Linked DNA regions of Mus musculus: region 1 is linked to region 2. Evidence: chromatin contacts called from ENCODE Hi-C or POLR2A ChIA-PET data. All regions are on one chromosome and are shown on one strand. The core of a region is the stretch at or near the end of the contact, and the rest is flanking DNA. Distances in the headings are between cores, read along the strand shown.

The links. A loop is a pair of places that touch in the nucleus more often than their neighbours do. ChIA-PET counts read pairs that join two places held with the same protein, here RNA polymerase II (POLR2A).
Region 1: a loop to region 2 is called in a map of heart, with 2.8 times the contacts of the local background. The contact joins the enhancer-like site here to the promoter of Fbxo11 in region 2. A Hi-C loop is called at or near these places in 2 of 37 maps with a recorded cell type or tissue (T-helper 17 cell and heart). POLR2A ChIA-PET finds 5 or more read pairs at or near these places in 1 of 5 experiments (Patski).

What each region holds. Positions count from the first base shown.
Region 1 is chr17:88,627,172-88,632,445 of GRCm38, forward strand. The region is part of intron 1 of Ston1 (stonin 1); the gene reads left to right. Among named protein-coding and RNA genes, the nearest start is that of Ston1, 3.3 kb to the left of the region's middle. Within about 2 kb of position 3,552, at least 2 of the 3 ENCODE cell types and tissues checked have a DNase peak (open chromatin) inside an H3K27ac peak, as active enhancers do; they include heart, where a contact is called at or near this core.
Region 2 is chr17:88,062,971-88,068,885 of GRCm38, forward strand. Fbxo11 (F-box protein 11) reads right to left here and starts at 3,075. Exons shown (of 23, transcript NM_001081034.3): 1 at 2,039-3,075. The coding sequence starts at 2,282. Gm45950 (a long non-coding RNA gene) reads left to right here and starts at 3,155. Exons shown (of 2, transcript XR_385899.1): 1 at 3,155-3,597.

The DNA.
Region 1 (5,274 bases), core at 2,302-4,801, 560 kb after region 2:
TCTGTCCCAGAGTTTGCCTTTCCTAAAGCTTGTTGGTCCAAGACACCTGTGGTAGGTGAGAAACAAACTCTTTCCAGGCTCACCCTTCTTTAGTTCCTGGCTCTAGGGAGGGACCTCGGCAGCTGGGAGCTGTTTCCTTGAGGAAGGGTGTGGCAGTGACAACCTCCCTGCCAGGAGGTCAAAGGGATCTTGGGAGTATTGGACTTTGGCATCTAACAGACCTGGTTTCAGCCAGGTTCTGCCTCTTGCGAGCTGCGTGACTTTTGGCAAGTAGTTTAACCTCTCTGACTCCTCTGAAGCGCCGGGTGTTAAACAAGACGAGACCTATGTGCAGCTGTTAGACAAGAGTTGTTGGTAAATGTTTTGTTAGTCGCACTTTCTTCTTAATGCTAAAATTCAATGACTCTTTGAACTGCATGTGTGTGTGTGTGTGTGTGTGTGTGTGTGTGCTTAGAGCTTTTAGAAAAAGGAGAAAAGTCCACTTGAGGTTATTTTATCAACAATGTATGGAGTTCTGTACTTTTTGCCGGATTTTTGTAGAAAAAGTAGAAAATGTCTTTACAAATGAGACAGGATCTCTGCTTGATAAAGCTGACTGAAAGAACAGGCAGTGTTTCCCTCTGACTTGAAAGTTTATCCTGGGATAGTCTTAGAGATGATGTTTCATAGTAGAGCTTCGAACCTGCAAGGCATGTGATAATGTTATTGTTGAAGGTAAGGTATTGTTGCTTTTATCTTGTGTGTGGGTTGTATGTATGGTGCATGTGTGCATGCCTACATGTTTATCTATGTGAGTGCTGGTGTCAGTGCCCTGTTTTAAGTGTGGAGGCTGGAGAATAACCTGGGTGGTCCTCGACTTCCACCCAGTTTGAGGTAGGGTCTCTCATTTGCTTCTGTGTATACCAGGCCGTGTTAGCTGATTATTGAGCTTCCACTGGCCATAGGCATGCTGGGAACACACACACACATACACACACACACACACACACACACACAGACACACACACACACGCACCCACACTTACTCTCTCTATCTCTCTCTGTGTCTCTCTCTGTTTCTCTGTCTCTGTCTCTTTCTGTCTCTGTCTCTTTCTGTCTCTGTCTCTTTCGGTCTCTGTCTCTTTTTGTCTCTGTCTCTGTCTCTTTCTGTCTCTGTCTCTTTCTGTCTCTGTCTCTTTCTGTCTCTGTCTCTGTCTCTCTCTGTCTCTCTCCTTTCTGCTGTGCCTGGCTTTATTTGTGTTCTGGGGATTCAAACTCAGGACCTTATGCTTGCATGGTGAGCACTTTTCCCACTGAGCCATCTCCTTATTTGTGGTTATCTCTGTAGTACAAGAGTTTGATTTCTTAACTGGCAGAAAGAATAATGTATCTTTTTTTTTTTTAGCTTTGCTGTAGCCTATTCTGTTTCTAGCCCACCCTTTAGAACAGGGTAGGGGTAATTGCTGTGGAGATCCCCTAATTTGGAGGGGGTTAAACTCTTAGCAGATTCTGAATGCACTTGATAGATTTGTTGAAGGGGAAAAGGCTTGTGTCATGGTTTCCTGCAGCCCCGTTTTTCCTGATGTGAATAGCCAAACACAGCTACTTTTAACTTGCTCTCAAGTTCAGTCGTCCCAAAGCCGCTATGAGACTGGCTACTGTGAAGAAACTGTTGTTTTACAGAGAAGCAAACATCTCCCTGAGGAGTCTTAAATATCAAAAACGGGTTTCTAGAAATTTCTGCCATAATAAAATTTCTATGCCCTAGATAGGATCTTGGTGTCCTGCCATATTTCTGGGCCTAACTGGAGCTATGTTCTAGAAGTTCGCTCCTAATCCAGATGGACTGCACACAGACCTCTGAAGGGTTGGGGCCACAGGAAGGCCATGGCCTCACTGGCAGGGAAGGAGCCTGAGTCAGACAGAGGAATCTTTGCCTCTGAAGGAAGTAGCAGAGATAGGAAGGAGACAGGAATTCCTGGGCCCTGAACCAACTAGATTCCAGACCTTGGAAGATGCCCAAATGCTGTTTAAATGAGATATTGCTCATGCATGGCTGTCAGTAGTGAGTAGGGGGGAGGGGTATCAAGAGAGGCAGGAGCTTGTTCTGATCCAAGTGGCTGCCAACACGGGGTGGGGGTGGCTGTGAGGGACTCAGAGGAGATGGCGGCAGCGGGAGGGGACAAGGGTGGGGGGCGCTGCGGGAGGAAGGGGTGGGTTGGGGGTGTGCGGGGGGAGGTAAAGGGAGACTGCACTAAGCTGAGCTGCCTTCCAGCGCTCTGAAGCAGCTGTGGGCAGGAACCATGGAAGGAAGATTGTTGCCAAGCTCGCTCGTGCTTACCTCCCCTGCCAGAGGCCTAGGGCCTTCTGAGCCAGGCTCTGGGGTAGGGACGGGGTTGGAGAAAGGAAAGCATTTGGTTGGAGCACTAGTTGTTGACTTTGGGCTAGCTGACTGGAAGGGGATGTGGGAGAAGGATGATACTGAGGGAGGGGAAGCAGAGATAAGAGAGATGTGCAGCAGGCAGGAGGGGACAGAGCACTGAGGGAACCAGACCAGCCTCCCACTGAGGTCCCATCTGTAGAGGACCAACCAGAGACCTTGGAGGCAGACTGACCACTGGCTGGGGAGCCAGGATTGAGAAATCTTTGCATGGATTTGGGGTTCAAGATCATAGGTATTATATAAGGTGTGCAAAAAAATGGGGGTGGGGGTAGAGGTACGTCCATTTACAAAGCAATGGGCTAATTTCTTTGTGTGTGTGTGTAAATCAGTTTCTTTGTCTCACAAGAGGCAGAGAAAAATAAACTACACCCATCTTCCCAAACTACCCAGGGAAACCAGAAGGGGCAGACGCTAGGCGGGGATCCCAGCAAGACTGCACTGAAATCTCTCATCTGTCTTCTAACATAATAAACTCTGCTGGAGTAAATATTTGCAGGACGTCTTGTCCTCCGAAGGGCTGTTTGGACTGGATTCCTTCTGAGGGTGGGGCGAGGATGGGCCTGGACCTCTGATCCTCCTGGTGGCTCTGCCAGGTCCCAGGGGCTGATGTTTTTGGCCATTGCTTCTGCTGGGCAGAGCCCGACGGTGAGGTTCCCTCCCCCTGCCCTCCACCCCGGCCTTGGCCTGGCCTCAAGCCCCTTCTTGTGGGTTTAGAGCCCCCAGGAATGCGCAGAGGCCTTTGTTTTCAGCCCAGTCCTAGGCTCCCCCTTCTATTTATTTGTGTCAGCTCTTTTCCAAGCTTGAGTGAATCAAACAAGCAGGGGCCCAGAGGGAGGAAAGAGGCTTTACCCAGCAGCTTTGTGCCAGCAGGTCTCAGTTTTTCCGTCCAATGGGGCTCCTTCTAGGAGGGTTCAAAATAATGGGTGTAGCTCAGTGGTAGAATACTCGTCCTGAGTTACAGTCCCAGCACTGGGCTTCTCTGCCCTGAGGGTCCTGGAACTGAGTGGGGAATAGTTTTTGCTTTTGAACATACACATTTGATTTGGATATCAATTGCCATAGAATTGCTTTAATGCTGGAAAGAACTCCAAAAACTGTTCTAGTGTAACCAACCCTTGGTTTTTGAAGAGACCGGGCACTCAGCCAGCCAGTGGCAGAGCAGTGCCCAGGATTCCTGTGACTTCACTACCCTCAGGAATGTGCTTCTTAAAGCTCCTCACCTTTGGTGTCTTCAGACTAATTTCAAGAATTTATGTTATACCAAAGGAGACAGCATTTGCTCAATAGAAATGTTCATAGAGGCGACAAATTCATAAAGATAGAGGGTAGGTTAGTGAATTCCGGGGCCCAGGAGAAGGGGAGGCTGGAGAGTGCCTGGGGTTGGTCTAGGGTTTGTTTTGGGAGCAGGAGGAATGTTTTGAAGTTGGCGGCAATGGACAAACAACTCTGTTATTAATCTAAAAAGTACATAAGTGCACACTGGTTTTGTTTGTTTGTTTGTTTTTGTTTTTTGAAAGTGGCCTATGAATTGTATCTCAGTCAGTCCTGATTTTTTTTTTTCTCCTTGCTGATGGGTGGTTTCAGGCTATGTACAGGAATGTAGCCCTTTACTGATGGGGGACTTCAGTCTGTACAGAGGAATGTATGTATAGAGGAATGTATGGATGCACACACAGCACAGGTTGTTTGATAGGCCGTGAGTCAAGACCCTCTGAATGATAAACTTCACATATTTTGGGGGTGGGTGGATGGGGTGGAAGTGTGTTATAAACTTATTGGATTTCTAGCTTTCCACTTCACTAACAAAGTGACTACCTAGTAATCATTCCAATGAAGACTTAGTGATTTGATTCAGTTGACTTGCCAGGTGGTTAATCTGAGCACTCAGGAGGCAGAGGCTGACGGATCTGAGTTCAAAGCCAGCCTGGTCTACAGAGTCAATTCTAGGACCACTAAGACTACACAGAGAAACCCTGTCTTGAAAAACAAAAGCAAGCAAACAAACAAAGCTTTGAGTCAAATGCCCCCAACCTTCCTGTGTATGCTCCTCATAAAGTCCCCCTAAATCCCCACCCCACCCCAGCAGTGTGTGTGTGGGGAGTGTCTGTGGGAAGGCACATGAAGTCTGTCCTTTGTAACACAACTTTAAGTGAATAGTGCAGAATAGCTCTCCTATTGGTTGGTCTACCCACAGTCTTGTACAATCCTTTTTATTTTTGTGACTTCCACTGGAATGCTTTTTATTTCTAATTTCCTTTTTCCATTGTTCACTAAACTAGCTGTAAGGACTTACACGTTTTCAACAGGACTGTGTGGACTGCCTGAGCCCCAGCACAGATGAAATGCTATACCCTCTAAACAGTGGCTCCCCTTTTGTCCCCTTTCCAGGCTCTGACATTCATTGCTTCACTTTCTGCTCTCTGAAGCTGACTTCAAATATCTTGTGTTTTTCATTTTCATCCATTTTCAACAGCACTGGCTCAAAGGCTCGCTCTTCGTCCTCTTGTCTTCTTTCTGCATGCGTCTCAGCCCTGCTGTTCTGTTAGTTTTACCTGAGCTAACTCTCCTTTAGCTTGTCTGTTGACTAGCTTCTTGAAGCATAGAGCTGTGGAATTTCTTTGAGCTTACCCTTATTTTTAGTGTAGCCATTTATGGCTGTAGTCTTTTCTGTTAGCATGACTTTCATTGCGGATTTTAGAAATCTGTGAGATTTTGCTTTGTTTTGGTTCTTTGTTTTTTTTTGCTTGTTTTGTTTGTTTCGTTTTGTTTTTCTTTTTTGAGACGGGGTTTCTCTGTGTAACCCTGGCTGTCCTGGACTTGATTTACAGACCAGGCTGGCCTGGAACTTCTAC
Region 2 (5,915 bases), core at 1,825-4,324:
AATCAGGGAGTTTTTATCCCCTCTGTGCCAACACTGAACCTTCAGAACAGTTCCTACTGCTGCTACAGAGCAACAACCCTGGAGTGCACATTACTTACCAATGGTTAAGTACGTAATGAAACCACAATTCAAGAACATCTTTGTCAGCTTTTGAACAACAATAAAAAGAAAACTGACACTCTGGCATGTGACTATCAATGACCAAGATGCAAGCAGAAACAGACTTTGGTAACTAATAATTTAGAATAAATGAAGAAAATGCCCAGGGTCTATCTCAAGTAGAGTGGGAATTATAGCAAGTGATGAAACAGGAATGCAGACTAAACATTTAGAAATACACGATGGGAGTTAATCGAGTTTGGCTGACACTTTGGGTGATGTGCTTCTAGTAGATCAGAGCATCTTTACAAGGCTTACTCTGAGACCACGTCAGTAACATTTCAAGGGTGCTTCTTTTCCCTCATGTCAATTCTACAAGACCTGGTAATCTGAACGGAACATCGGACAACTCCGGTCCGTGGAAGTGAAAGGTAACATGAGACAATTTTTTTAATTTGTCAAAAATTAGTGAATGTACCAAAGAATCATTAAAACAGTTTTACCAACCATGTTGCAAAAGACTCCTAGCCGGTTTGAAACATCTCTCAAATAACATACAGCCAGCTGCTTTCTCAAAGACTATTGTAACAGTGACTAAGGCAAACCTTTTAAACTGTTTTTCTAGCAATTTCCTTCATCTGATAAATATTTTGATCAAATACAATGAAGCAGTTAAAGAATGTACAATTTTTAAAATTATATTTAAACGGAGTCTCAATCAAAGGAGGTGTGACAACCAACGCATGTAAAAATTACCCTTAATCCGCCAACCAAAACACGCAAAATGTCTCCTAACAATTCTCCTCTTTAAAACAACCATACACAAAATACCGTGCTGACTTACACCCCGCTGCAAGCAGCTCATTAATAAAGAGACTAGTTATGTTTGGAGATCAAGGTGCAACACTCTCATCTCACAAACCTCTCTCCACGTAACCACATCATTCAAGCAAAACCGAACATTATTTTTGCTAAAGCAAGAATCCAACCCCAGGGAGCCTCAGCCCTTAGACAATGGTGGTTACCAGACAGCGCAGCACAGTTGGGTCCAAATGACACATTTCACTAGGCCTTGGTCACAACACGCGCGCGGGCGCGCGCTCGTCTACATACAGCTACACACACGATCCCAAGGGGCCCGTTCTACGGCGAGGGTGCTCAAACCCACCCGGAGACCGAGGGGAGCACCGTGGCGTAGTGGGTTGGAGAGGAAAGGGGGACGACACAGCGGAAGGGTAACTGCACTGCACACGAGGGAGGGGGCTGGAAATGGCCGATAGCTTCTATATTTATTTATTTAAAGGTATTGATTTAACGGGTTCTTCCCCGGGGTTCTGTAACTAAAGGCAAACTGTGCAGCAAAGATGTTGTGGTCGAGAGAGGGGCCGAGGCTCCCCCTGCCCTGCGACCTGGAAGGGGGCACGCAAGTTCCCCAGCCAGCGCGGCGGACCACTCCGGCGCTCCTCTCCCCCTCCTCCAGGGCAAGGGGGAGCCCACAGAGAAGGGGAAAACAAGTTCCCCGGCCAGCCTCACCGCCCCACGCAGCCAGCCGTCCCCCCACCTACCACGAGAAAGGGGGAGCCCAGATCGAGCCAGGCGCAGAAAGGGGGGAAATCCCACCCTCCTGCCCGCCCCCGGCCGCGAACAGACTCCCGTGGGGTGGGCGAGCCAGCCGGGAAGCCCCAAGGAGGGGTGGGGACGGAGGGTGCCAGCCCCGAAACCAAACAAAGCGCGGCCTGAGCCGCAGCCCGGGCGGATCGCGCAGCCGCGGCTTTTCCTGCCGGCCAGGCCCGGCCGGGCCGGGCCCAGGCGAACACTGCGGCACGGTGGGACCCGCCTCCGCTCGGCCTCCGTCTCCCACCCCGGGCGCGCCGCCGCCGCCGCCGCCGCCCCCGCCCGGCCTCCCGCCCGCCCAGCCAGGCCCCGAGCGCGGCCTTACCCCTCTCGCCGGCGTTGTTCCGATCCTGAGGCGGCGGCGGAGGCGGCGGGGGCGGCGGCGGGGGCTGCTGCTGCGGCGGCGGCGGGGGCTGCTGCTGCGGCGGCTGCTGGGGCGGCTGCGGCGGCGGCTGTTGCTGAGGCGGCTGCGGCGGCGGCTGCTGCGGGGGCTGCTGCTGCTGCTGTTGCACCGGGCGCGGCCGCGACACTCGCCTGGGTCTCCGGTTGGCGGCTCGGACGGAGTTCATTTGCCGGGCTGAGGTGGCGGCGTTGGCGGAGGGACACACACACTCACGCGCACACGCACCGCGAGCTCCGGGGCCGGGGAGGAAGGGGGTGGGGAGCGGGAAGGAGCGGGGCGGCCGGGGACGCGGGGACCGGGGGGCCACCGGGCGTGAGCTTCCCCCGGCTCCGCGGGGAGGCTGGGGGCACCACCGGAGCTTGAGCGAGGCCCGCCGGCCGGGCCTGGCGCACGGGCAAGGCCGAGGCCGCCGGGCGGGGCGGCCGCGAGGGACGCAGACAGAGAGACGGGCCGGGCAAGAGAAAGAAAGAAAGGGCGTCCGTCCGCCTGGGGAGCCCGAGGCGAAGCGCGGCGGCGGCCGAGCAGACGAGCCGGGCCCGCCGACTCCCGAGCGGCGTCTCCGGCAGCGGCGGCGGCGGGGGGAGTGGGCGGACGGGCGATCTCGGAGAGGGCGAGCCGAGCGGGGCGGGAGCGCGCGGGGGGCGCCCGGCTCCTCCGTTCCTCGTCCTCCCCCCACACCCCCTGAAAGAGCGCCCTGCGAGGAATTTTCTCTTTCTTCGGCCTCTTCTCTCTCCTCCGCCCCCCCCACCCCCACCCTCGGCGAAGGGGAAATGAGTGTAAAAGGGAGGAGATAGGGGCAAAAGAGGCGTCGTCGTTCCTCCTCCTTAAAGGAACCTTCCCTCCTCAGCCCCAGCGCCGCCGCCGCCGCTGCCGCTGCTGCTGCTGCCGCTGCTGCTGCTGCTGCTGCTCCGTGGCAGGAGGAGCCATTGACACCGCCGGAGCCTCTCCGCTCAAGCCCTGTCGGTCCCTCCCCGCCGCGGGGCTGGCCGGGGGGCGCGGGGGGAGGGCCGCGAGCCGGCGGGGGAGGGGCGGGGGCGGGGACAGAGGGGGCGTGGATTCCGGCGGGGCCTGACCAATGGGAAGCGCCCGTACGGTGTCGGAGCCAATGGAGCCTCCTCTCTTATCGCGGAGCCCCCTTCCTCCAACACCCTGTTTCCTCTCTCGGGTTTCCTCCTTCCCCGACGGAGGAGGAGGAGGAGGAAAGAGGAAAGGGGGGAGTGTGGCAGGGCGGGTGATAATGGGGAGGTATCAGGGCATATAATGGAGCCGGGGGTGGGCGAAGGAGCGGCAGTACGTAGCGAAGGTTCTAGGATAGGAGGTGCTCTGAAGGAAGGGCGGGGGCTGCTGATGCAATTGGGAGAAGTGATTAATCCTGCCTTTTGCCGGTTCAGCCTCCCTCCACCCCAACCTTCACCTGGTTCTCTTAAACGCCACAAGGAGTGAGGGACTCCGTCTTGGGTAACTCCGGATTTCTGGGCTCGGTAGGTTCAAGCTCTCAGCTGTAGGGAGCGCTCCAGGCTCTGTGCGTTTTTAGTCCAGCTGAAGGGATTTATTTGCAAACCTTAAGAAATCTTGTTTCGGCTCTGCTGAGAACTTAAGAGAGAGTCTGGAGTCGGTTCCAGCTTTTGTCGCCCAAACTTTCAGAATGTTTTAGATCTTTAACCAAGTTAGTTTGCTTTAGGCTTTTTTTTTGGGGGGGGGGGGGGGGCAAGTGGTCTACATGGTGTTCCGGAAGAAGTAAAATAAAACGGGTGGAGGTTGTGATGGATTATATTGGTTTTGTTTTAGGTCCCACGAAGTCAAGAAAGATAAACCCCCGAGAGGAATAATCTTTTGTATCTGTGTCTGGTCCCCTTAGCACAATCTCTCCCCAAGGAAAATGTGTTTCTATTCCCTGGCCGCCGTTATGAAGACTGAAAATGTACTCCGCTCACTATTCCTTATTGCATAGCTAGTGGTTTATCTCTGGATTCCCTCATTTCGGAGCTGTCAGTGATTTTCTACTTGAATTTCATTGATTGCTTTCTAGGCTTAAGATAGATAAAACATTACAAAGCTTCAGAAAGGGAGGGAGAAAAGTGAATTCTAAGGGACGCACAGGAGAGGTAAGTCTACGGTATTGTGCTATGTGTAAATTACAGATTTTTTTCTTTTTTTCTTTTTTTCTTTTTCTTTTTTTTTTTCTTTTTTCTTTCTTGGTTTTTTGAGACAGAATTTCTCTGTGTAGTCCTGGCTGTCCTGGAACTCATTCTGTAGATCAGGCTGGCCTCTAACTCAGAAATCCGCCTGCCTCTGCCTCCCACGTGCTGGGATTAAAGGCATTCGCCACCACTGTTGGCAAATCACCCTTCTAGATGTCAGACATCTCCTGCCATTTAAATAATAACCTATCATATGATGTACAATTGCTGGGTTTTTTTTTTTCTTTTTTGGTCATGTGATTTTCAAAGACTCACAATCTTTTCAAAACCTGTATGTGAAGACAGCTATTTGAAAAATATCTTGAGGGGCTAGAAAGATGGCTCATCCCTTAAGAGCACTGGCTGTCCTTCCAGAGGTCTCACTTCAGTCCCAGCAACCACATGGTAGCTCCAACTATCTGTAACTCCAATTCTAGGGCATCTGTCCCCCTCTTCTGGCCTCTGCAAGCACCAGGCATGCACTTGGTGTACAGACTTGCATGCAGGCAGAACTCACACATAAACCTTAAGAAATTATTTTATTAAAAAAAATCCAACAATTCGAGTCATGCATGAGTAGCTAAAGCCTATATTCACAGAATTCTGAAGGCTGAAGCAGAAGGGATAGCAAGTTCTAGGCTATCCCGATCTGCGAAACAAGATCCTATCTGACTAAATACATAAACAGTATTAAAAATGTCATGGTTGTTAACTGGGTAAAAATGAGCATTTATGGTTGGATTTAATAAACATTGAGGGAAGAGTTTTAAAAATCTGGAAGTAGCATATTATAATTGTGTCCATAATTCTAATTACATTAAACAGGTGGATTTCTGAGTTTGAGGCCAGCCTGCTGTACAGAGTGAGTTCCAGGACAGCCAGGGCTTTACAGAGAAACCCTGTCTCAAAAAAACTAAAATAAATAAATAATTTATGGTTGTTAGCTGGGTGAAAATGAATGTTTATGGTTGGATTTAATAAGCATTGAGGGAAGAGTTTTAAAAATCTGGAAAATAGCATATTATAATTGAGTCCATAATTCTAATTGCATTAAACATTTGTAGCTGGGTAGTGGTGGCGCACGCCTTTAATCTCAGCACACAGGAGGCAGAGGCGATGGTTCTCTCTGAGTTCGAGGCCAGCCTGGTCTACAGAGGTAGTTCTAGGACAGCCAAGGTTATACAAAAAACACCTGTATCTTGAAAAGCAAAGAAACGGGCTAGAGAGATGGCTCAGTGGTTAAAGAGCACACGCTACTCTTCCTGAGTTCAGTTCCCAGCAAGCACATGGTGACTCACAACCATCTGTAATTGAATCTGATGCCCTCTTCTGGTGTGTCTGAGGACAGCAACAGGGTCTCATATAAACAAAGTAAATAAATCTTTTAAAAAAAAAATTCTACTCAACCAATACATATCGGTTCTCTTGATGTAGCCATGAGTTTGAATTTTGGTGTGGTAGAATTGAAGATTTATTCATATTAATTCAAATGTAAGAAGAAACAGTAGGTTATTTTTCCCTAATTTTTTTATAACATTTTTATTTATTTTGTGTGTGTGTGTGTACCTGTGTATTGTGTGGACGCGTGGACGCAGTGGCATGGCTCTGGAGGTCAAAGG